Linked DNA regions of Mus musculus: region 1 is linked to region 2. A link is a loop called in an ENCODE intact Hi-C map of the cell type or tissue named here. Cell type or tissue: gastrocnemius. All regions are shown on one strand.

Evidence for each region. Peaks named below come from ENCODE experiments on the same cell type or tissue, not always from the same donor. Only the 100,000 strongest peaks of a DNase experiment are listed, where the experiment ranks them.
Region 1: it touches region 2 in a loop (9-fold over the local background); 14 of 42 quality-filtered maps call a loop at or near these places.

Annotation. Positions count from the first base shown.
Region 1 is chr4:141,384,563-141,389,562 of GRCm38, reverse strand. Clcnka (chloride channel, voltage-sensitive Ka) reads left to right here. Exons shown (of 20, transcript NM_024412.3): 15 at 33-246; 16 at 1,296-1,429; 17 at 2,186-2,274; 18 at 2,407-2,490; 19 at 4,200-4,286; 20 at 4,615-4,952. The coding sequence ends at 4,662. Among named protein-coding and RNA genes, the nearest start is that of Clcnka, 12 kb to the left of the region's middle. In gastrocnemius, CTCF peaks have their summits at 1,993 (motif pointing left) and 4,094 (motif pointing left); DNase peaks (open chromatin) are centred at 1,995, 2,254 and 4,111.
Region 2 is chr4:141,572,873-141,577,872 of GRCm38, reverse strand. Fblim1 (filamin binding LIM protein 1) reads left to right here. Exons shown (of 9, transcript NM_001163256.1): 9 at 1-1,811. The coding sequence ends at 43. Among named protein-coding and RNA genes, the nearest start is that of Fblim1, 25 kb to the left of the region's middle. In gastrocnemius, CTCF peaks have their summits at 818 (motif pointing left) and 2,277 (motif pointing right); DNase peaks (open chromatin) are centred at 2,301 and 2,605; H3K4me3 peaks cover 445 bases; H3K27ac peaks cover 2,949 bases.

The sequences.
Region 1 (5,000 bases), 190 kb after region 2:
TGGAGTTACCCATGGTGGTTCTGCTCCTGCAGGTGCTGCTGCCTTCTCCGGAGCAGTGACCCACACCATCTCCACAGCGCTGCTGGCCTTTGAGCTGACTGGCCAGATCGTTCACGCACTGCCTGTGCTGATGGCTGTGCTGGCGGCCAATGTCATCTCCCAAAACTTACAGCCCTCTTTCTACGATGGCACCATCATGGCCAAGAAACTGCCGTACCTGCCGTGGATCCGTGGCCGACAGATTGGGTGAGCCTGGGACTGAGGAATGGGATGGCCAGGGTGGTGTGGAAGTTTAGGGACACCCACACCCACCCACACACACACACCCCAACACCACTGCAATTGCCCTCAGCCCATTAGCTGGCCCTCAACCTCCCGGGAGCTTCAGGGGCTGGGAGAGAAAGCCAGAGCTTGGACAAGTCTTACTTCAGGTCACGAGGAGGTTGAACATCAGTTAGGAGGCCTTTCTCCTCTCTCTCTTGCTCTTCCGACCTAACTAGGTGGTCAGGAGCTAGGATGCAGATGCGGTCTGAGATCCTTCCTCAACCAGAATGCACCCAGCAGTTTCTGTTTCCAGAGCAGCCGTGACTGAGGCCATCTCAACAGCCCCTGATAGTTTAATTCTTACCTTCAACTTAACAAGATATATAATGAGACCTTGGCAAAATAGTTTCTAGGCGGTGTCAGCTGTCCCTAAGTGTGGGCAGTGCCATCCCATGAGCTTTGTCCTGAACTTAAATACTAAAGAACAAGCGAGGGCTGGAGAGATGGCTCAGCGGGTAAGAGCACTGACTGTTCTTCCAGAGGTCCTGAGTTCAAATCCCAGCAACCACCTGGTGGCTCACAACCACCTGTAATGAGATCTGACGCCCTCTTCCAGTGTGTCTGAAGACAGCTACAGTGTACTTATGTTAATAAATACATCTTTGGGCCGGAGCAAGCAGGGACTGAGGGAGTTGACTGGAGTGAGGGGGGGTGGTGACTGGAGTAAGCAGGGGCTGACCAGAGTGATTAGAGGTCCTAAAATTCAATTCCCAACAACCACATGAAGGTTCACAACCATCTGTACAGCCACACTGTACTCATATACATAAAATACATTTGATGCCCTCTTCTGGAGTGTCTGAAGACAGCTACAGTGTACTCACATATAATAAATAAATAAATAAATCTTTTTAAAAAATTAAACTATCAGCTATCACACATGGAAGCTCTCCCAGCAAGGTTTCCTGTCTTGTCCTGGGGGGGCCAGCACCCCCACCGCAGGGCCTGCTACATGCTTCCTCTGTCCACAGCTCCTACCCTGTAACGGTGGAACATTTCATGAACTCTAACCTCACCACACTGGCCAAGGACATGCCCCTGGAGGAGGTGGTCAAGGTGGTGACCTCCACAGATGTGTCTCAGTATCCCTTGGTGGAGACCAGAGGTACTCGGCTAGGGTGGGGGTGGGGGAGGGGCACTGCGTGTAAATTCCCTCTAAGTGTAAGGGCGGCAAGGGCAGGCAGGGTGTTGGATGTGCCTCTGAGTCCAGACTGCTGTGTGACCTGGGACAAGTCCTTAGCTTCTCTGTGCTTTGGTTTATTGTGAATGAAATGGACATAATAAGCATGCTAACTTCCAGAGGTTTGGAGATGGAAAGTCATTGTAAAGCAGCCTGGGGGTGGCTCTTGGGATGCTAGTCAAGGATGATATGGCCATCCACAGCTGTCAAACATCTGTGTCTAAAACTGAGTTCCAGGAGACAGGACAGTTACCCACTGTGCCCCTCAGCCTGCGTTCCCTCAGCTGTAAACTGGATGAAAGGTGTCCTAGGAGACTGAAAAATCTGTAATTTTCTCTGACACTTAAGAACACCCAGCATGAATGAGGCTGGAGAGAGATTGGTTAAGATCAAGGCTGTTCTTACAGGACCTGGCCTTTGTTTCCTGCACTCTCATGGCAGCTTACAACTGTCCTTAACTCTTGGCTCGTTCGGAGGACTCTGGCACCCTCTTCTGGCCTCTGTGGGCACTGCACATAATATGTGTAGTGCACATATGCAGGCAAAATATTCATACACATAAAATAAAAATAATAATCAAATCTTTAAAAAGAAGCGACCAGCATGTTCATGGCACATAGTAGGGACTCAGATAATGTGACTTTTATTTTTATAACAAGTCCCTTCCTCTGTACTTCCTAGAGTCTCAGACCCTGGTGGGCATTGTGGAAAGGACCCACTTGGTGCAAGCCCTTCAGACCCAGCCAGCTTCCTGGGCTCCAGGCCAAGAGGTGGGCTCCCCTGCCAGGTGTGGGGACAGAGTGGCCGTGTGATCAGGGCTCTGAAGGGAGAGAGGAGTTCAAGGGTCAGGAGTCTGGGAACTATAGGCTGGCTCAGACCCCATTTTCTTTCTCCAATCCCAGCGATTTCTCCAGGACATCTTGGCTGGTGGCTGCCCCACACAGCCAGTGACCCTGCAGCTGTCCCCAGAGACCTCCCTATATCAGGTAAGGGGGAAAAAGGGTGGAACTGATGGGGACACAGGCTCCATATCCTCCCTCTGTGAGGTGTTACACACATATACACACCCCATATATACACACATACCATACACAATATACACAATACAACATATACATACATACCCCCCACACACACACCATATATACACACATACCATACACAATATACACACACACAACATATACATACACACACACACACCACTCACACCACATATACAAACATACCACACATACCACATATACACACACAGCACATATAACACACACACATACAAACAACACACAATATATACACACACAACACATATACTTGCATACCACACACAATATACACACATGCATACACATGCATACACACATACATGCGCAACACATATACATATACACACATACAACACACACTATATACACACAGATACACACACAACACATATACACACATACAACACACACACATTCATCTACAGACGTGCCCAGCAGCCACAGCCTGGGTCATCACCAGGGTTCCTGGGGCGATGCAGAGGAGATAGGGACTTGAGCGAGCTTGGGAAACACATGCTTTTGGATAGAAACCGGTGCTTGTTAGTTAGAAGCATCCATGTGGCTGGAGCGATGCCTTAGCTTTAGCAACACTGGCTGCTCTTCCAGAGTGTCAGGGTTCAATTCTCAGCAAGCACATGGCAGCTCCAGCCCTTAAGGATTCAGCACCCTCTGCTGGTCCCTAGAGGCACGTCATACATGTGGTTCACAGTCACGCATGCAGGCAAAACACCCATGCACATTAAAAAAAAAAAATCTGGGCATGGCGGTAAACACCTTTAATCCCAACATGTGGGAGGCAGAGGCAAGAAAATCTGTGTGAGTCTGAGACCAGCCTGGTCTACACAGTGAGTCCCAGGACAGCCAGGGCTACATAGAGAGGCTCTGTCTAAAAAAACTAAACAAACAAACAAAAAAACTTTTTTGGGGGGTGGGGGATGTGTTGAGACAGGGTTTCTCTGTATAACCCTGGCAGTCCTGGAACTCACTCTGTAGACCAGGCTGGCCTCGAACTCAGAAATCTGCCTCTGTCTCCCAAGTGCTGGGATTAAAGGCGTACATCACCACTGCCCAGCCACAAAAAAAAAAAAAAAAAAAAAAAACCTTAAAAAAAGATTTATTTACTTACTTTATGTATATGAGTACACTGTAGTATCTTCAGACCCAGAAGAAGAGGGCATCAGATCCCATTACGGATGGTTGTGAGCCACCATGTGGTTGCTGGGATTTGAACTCAGGACCTTCAGAAGAGCAGTCAGTACTCTTAACCACTGAACCATCATCTCTCCAGCCCCACAAAAAAAACTTTTAAAGAAGGTTTTTAGCATCACACAGGGACCCCAATTGAGCCCCCACACACACACTCCTGTGAGAAAACTGCTAGGTTACTCAGCCTCTCAAAGCAGGCACTTGGGGTGGGGATGACAGACTCAGTCTAGGAACCTGGCTATGGCCCCAAACTTTCTGCCAGGGACCGATGTCCTTGAGACCCAGGGAACCTGGACCAAAGGCCTTGCTTCTTATGTGGAGTCTGGCTCCCCCTAGTGGTTAGACTAGACACTGACGGCTGGACTCACTCACCTGGCCAGAGAAGGGTGTGTGGGCAGAGGGGTGTTCCCTAACCCCATCGGTTCCTGTCAACCCCCCTGCAGGCACACAGGCTCTTTGAGCTGCTGACCCTTCAGGCGCTGTTCGTGACGTCACGGGGCAGAGCTGTGGGCTCTGTGTCCTGGGTGGAGGTACTGGGTCTTAAGGGTGGACATAGCAGGCAGGGGGGGGGGAGCGGGGGGGGGACGGGACAGGGGTGTGTGTGTGCCAACGTTCCCCTTTCAAAACTCCACGGAACTCTGATGTACTTTATTCCTTGGACTAAAATGACCACTGGGACATCAGTTACCAGCCTGCCACCTTCTGAGTTTCAGAGTCCCTTATCTAAGCCACGGGATAGACGGGATAGATGGCAGCTGTAAATCCACAGACTCGATGTGGGGTGCACTTGATAGAGGCCAGAGATGTCTCCATCCCCCCAACCCTCCCTCCCCCTCGATCCTTTTTTCTCTGTTGTAGCTGAAGAAAGCCATTTCCACCTTGATCAACCCACCAGCCCCCAAGTGAGCCGTGTGGGGGTCGGAACAGGAACCCAGCTGAGGGCTCCAGATGCTGCACAGAGCCCTGCCCCTTTTCCCTCCCTCCCTGCACTCCTCCAGCCCAGCCCAGCTACTCAGTGCATCAGCCAGCTCTACCCAGCTGAACAGGGCTCCACATTTATCACGGCCCCCCGAGAGGACAACATCTCTCTGGTCTGGAAGGGACAAATCTCACCCCGGTTTACGAGACGTACCTTCTGGGATTATCTATTCACAGCCAGTAGCTCCTGAGAAAATAAAACTAAAGCTGATTCCCAGAGCCACTGTTCACCCATCTTCTCCCTCAGGAGTTTGCAATTGGTCCCT
Region 2 (5,000 bases):
CAAGCCCTGTCACCTGAAGCGGAGTGCTGCTGGTTGCTGCTGAAGAGTCCCGATAGCTGGCCCTTCCCTGACTTGGTTTCCCCTCCTGACTTTTCTTGAGTACTTTCTTTTTGAACCTCACTGGGCACCAGCACACTGCTCAGCCCATAGTGTCTAAATGCACAGACAGGCTTGAGACACTGGGCTTTGGCCTCCTAGTACACAGCACCCCCCACCCCCAGACTTTCTACTCCTCTCCCTTCATTGACCAGGAGGCCTCTCACCACCAGACTGCAACCCTGGTCCATCTCTAGTGCTGCCCTGACATGTTTATGGGGACAGGTCTCAGGATGATACCTGTGTCTCTGACCATGATGCTTAGCTGCCTAGCAGAAGGCGCTGAGACCTCAGCTTAGATTGTAGAGCTAAGTTGTTTGAAGTGCGCCTTCTCAGCCACTCCAAAAAGTATTTTTTGAGAATATAAGTGTGTAGTAGACATGATAGCACACACCTTTAATCCCAGCACTTGGGAGGCAGAGGCAGGTGGATTTCTATGTTCAATCTAGTCTGATCTACTAAAAGATTCAAAACAATATTCTTTGGATTTGGGGGAGAGAAATCTTTGAATTTTTCTCTTTTTCTTTTTTTGGTGGGGTAAAATCAGTAAACATCTTCCCTTGGTTCAGGGGCTGCGAAGATGGCTCGGTGATGAAGAGCGAGCTCTTGCTCCTCTTGCGGAGGACCAGAGTTCATTTCCCAGCATCCCTCATGGAGGCTCATAACTACCTGTCCTGCAACTCCAGTTTCCGGAGAGCTGGCGCCCTCTGCTGGCCTCCTTGGAACCTTAATGCATGTGGTGTACACGCTTACACTCAGGCACACACACATACATTAAAAAAAAAAAAACAATTTAGCCATGTCTAATGGCAAACACCTTTAATCTCAGTACTTGGGAGGCAGAGACACATGGATCTCTGCATTTGAAGGCAGCCACAGCTACAATCTTAAAATGCACAAACTACTGGGGTTTGGTGGTGCAAATCTGTGATCCCAGTGCTGGGGGAAATTGCCAGAAGCTTGCGACCTGCTTAGACTTCATAGAATTCCCAATCAGTTTTGGCCACATTCAGAGATTTGTCTCAGAAAATAATAATAAATCATAAGTGCATAGAACGTGAGGTAGCGGCGACCCAGCCTTCCTTCCTGTAGAATCCGTGCTGAGCTGGGCTCAGGATGGGAGGGAGGATGGTCACGTGCCTCTGCTTGCTTCCACACCCTGTGAGCTCCTGTGAGGGGCTCCCAGACCTGGATTAAGAGCCTTTGATTTGCTAAGGAACAAGTTCGAGGCTGAGCCTCCTTCCTCCAGACTTTACTGGGGCTCTGGCCTCTACAAGTGCGCGCACGCGCGCACACACACACACACACACACACACCAAAGAGGCTAGGGAAAGAAGTCACATCTCTTTGGTCTCCCATGTGTGCCACCCAGCCTCCACTTCAGCTTTGCTGCTAGGCTGCCCGTAACCACTGTCTCTGTGAAGCCACACCTAGAACATTCTCCCTCTTAAGGAAATTCACTTTAAGGCAGGCAAGATGATTCAGCTGGTAGAGGTGCTGGCTTCCAAGTCTGATGGCCGGAGTCCTGTCTCTGGGACCCACAGTGAAGGAGAGAGCCAATTCTATAAGTTGTCCTCTGGTTTACACCTGCATACCAAGATACACGTTTGTGCACACACATCTAATAGAGATAAAATGTAAAGTAGAAAAAAAATCATTTTTGTGCTTTGTAACTTCTAAGTTGCACACAGAAAAAAATAAACATATGTTCTTTCCTTGTGTCTTGTTTTTGTCTGGGGTGGGGGGAGTTGGTTGTTTTTATTTGGGGGTTTTGTTTCAGTGAGATAGTGTCCTGAGTATCCCAGGCTGACCTTGAACTAACTATATCGTCCTGGATTGCCTTGACTTCATATCCCTTGTCTCCAACTCCTATATTCTGGAATTCTAGGAATCGAACCCAGAGCCTCATGAGGCTTCGTTTTAAATATATGGGTAACTGGGGGTGGGGGGTGTCGCAGTGATTTGAATACACTTAGCATGTATGTACTTGACTGGCTTCTGTCCCCAGCACCAAATTATATAAATATATACATATATGAATTAATTAAAGGGAAGCTGATAAAGTGGTGACGTGCATTGGGACTCCTGTGAGGGGACATGCATTACCCCGCTTAGGGGTCCTGGGAAACTAGGCAGTAGTTTGCAAGTTGCAGGTTCTGGGCTGCGTCAAGGCAGATGTGGCGTTCAGCCGCTAGGGGGCAGCATGAGCCAGCGAGTTGATACCCGGAGCCAAGGTTCTCTGGCTTCTCACCAGCTTCTCAACGCGTAGGGTTCTCAATGCTCATATTTCGGAGAGAGAAAACATCCCAAAAGAGTGACGTGGTCATGAAACTTTTCCACCTGTCTCAGGAATGCGGCCTCTCGAAAGGAGACCTGCGGCCGGAGATTAAGCCAGTCGCTGGCCCAAACTGTCACCTGTTTGGAGGGGATGCCCGGAAATTCAAGAATGAGACCTGGGAACTTGGACTCTGAACAAAGGACCATCAGGAGTTGCTGGGGAGCGCTGAACTTGCCCATGGCCCTGTGCCAGGGTCCCTCTCGCCTGAGGCCACACCCAGGTGCTTGGAGTATGACCTCACTAGCATGTAGAGCCTGTTGCTGCCTATTCAACCAGAAAGACCTTCAGAGGGGACCAGGTGATGGCTGAGCAGGCCTGTGCATGCCAGAAGTACCGGAAGGAAGTGGAGGCAGGAGGAGCCAAAGTTTAAAGTTATCTTTGAGGACATAGTAAGTACCAGGTTGGCCTGAGGTACTTTGAGACCCCGTCTGGAACGGATATAAAGAGGTATAGGGTGTGTGGCACACACCTGTAATTCCAGAAATGGGGGGTCGGGGGCGCAGAGGACGGAGGATTGCTTAGAGTACAAGGCCACCCTGTAATACGCAGAGAGACCATGTCTCAAAAACAGACAAGCTGGGGCGGTGGTGGCCTACACCTTTAATCTCAGGGGAGGCAGAGGCAGGCAGACCTCTGTGAATTCGGGACCAACCTGGTCTACAGAGTAGATTCCAGGATAACCGCGGGTGCATTGTGAAACCCTGTCTCAAAAAACAAACAAGAAGGGCCTGCAAGATGGCTCAGTGGGCAAAAGCTCTTGCCACAACGCCTGACAGCCAGAGTTCAGAGTTCGATTCCCCAGCACTGCATAAATCAGGAGTGGAAGTGCCTGAGTGTGGTCTAGCACTAGGGAGAGGAGGCGGGAGGACCAGAACTTCACTCTCATTGTAGAAATCTCGAGGTCAGCCTGGAATGCATGAGACCAATGTTTCTCAACACCTAAACAAACAAATAAATAAATGGACAAAAACCTGAAGGTCATTTGTTTATATATTTTTAATTTGTTTTTATTTTATAGGTATGCCTGCAAGCATATCTGTGCACCTTGTGCTTTGAGAAACCAGAAGAGGATACCAGGGCACCTGGCACTAGAGTTACAGGACATTGTGAGCTACCAAGTGGGTGCTGGGAATCGAACCTGGGTCCTCTGGAAGAAGAGTCAGTGTTCTTAACCAGTGAGCCATCTCTCCAGCCCCACAAAGCCTTTTTCTTTGCATTTATTTATTTCTGTGGAGGAGTAACTGCATGCCACAGCTCAATTGTTCCTACATGTGTGTGTGTGTGTGTGTGTGTGTGTACAACCTGCAGTTCTCTCCTTCCGCCAATGAATTCTGGCAATCTTAAGACTTGGTGCCAACTGCCTTCACCTCTGATCCATCTCACTAACCGTATGTGTGTGTGTGCGTGTGTGTGCCTGTGCACATGCCTGTGTGTGTGTCTGTGTCTGTGAGCGTGCACGCACACACATGTGTGTGTTGCTGCAGCAGCTGGACATTACAAAACCATATTCTCAGCCCTGAGAAGGGAAGCATTTGATGTGTTCGGTCCTTGAAAGAGCTTAGCCCAGCCCTTGAACTTTAGAGTGTTTTGCAATGTCCTCTGCTCCCCAAGAAAAGGCCTGGCATCCGGTGTGTGTGAATCACACTTCTCAGAGGCTGGACTGTGGACTGAACCCTTTCATGACCTGCCTTGTGTGGAAAATGCCTGGGCCTTGGTCAAAAGCTATGAGCTGTCCACACAGCACATTCTTCTTGCTGGTGGCTGGATCCCAGCTTTTCCCCTTGTCTGGAAGCTGTTTTATAGCTCTGTAAAAGGCAGGTGGGTAAAAATCCTGTCCTGTCTCGGTAGGTTTCCCAACACCTTCCCCTTGTGGAGAAACTGATATCTGTTAGCACACAGATTTCTCCATAGCTGTTCTAAACTGTGCCGTGTGGCTGCTCTTGGAGCCGAGGACAACTCCCACCCAGCTTTTCCTTCCTTATATGGGGCCGGAACCTGTGTCTTCTGAGAGTCTGGGGTCTACCAATGAGCTAGCCTGGAAAATTTTCACTTAATACTTCCTTTACCAGGTGATTTTTTTGGAAGGCTTCATCAGGGGGACCCCCTAAAGGAAGTAGGGTAACAGTTAGGAAGCAGCTGCCTCGGGGCAGCCTGGGAAAGAGCGTTGAGCTGACAGAGAAGGGGGAAGGAACTGAGGAAGGGACAGTAGGAGGGACAAGGTGAGTTCTGGTTGGCTGCTCCTCTTGTTCTGAGAAAACCTGTGAGTTTTGAGTGGAGGGTGGGGAATAACTGACAGTCTCTACATTCCTGTTTTGGGTGAGGCTGGAAGGTCAGGAGAAAGGCAGCCCTGTTTCACCAGGGTTAAGACTCAGGGTCTGGCAAGTTCTTAGTCAGGATACGTGAAGTCCTACCCACAGGAACAGGCCCCATTTGGGGGGGCACAAGCCACATTTGGGGGGCACTGAATCTTGGCCTCCCGAAGGGGACATCCAAACCTGTCCTTTGCACAAGGAGGCCAGGGCTCCAGGTGACACCACTAGACAATTCATCCACTGTGGCCTCACAC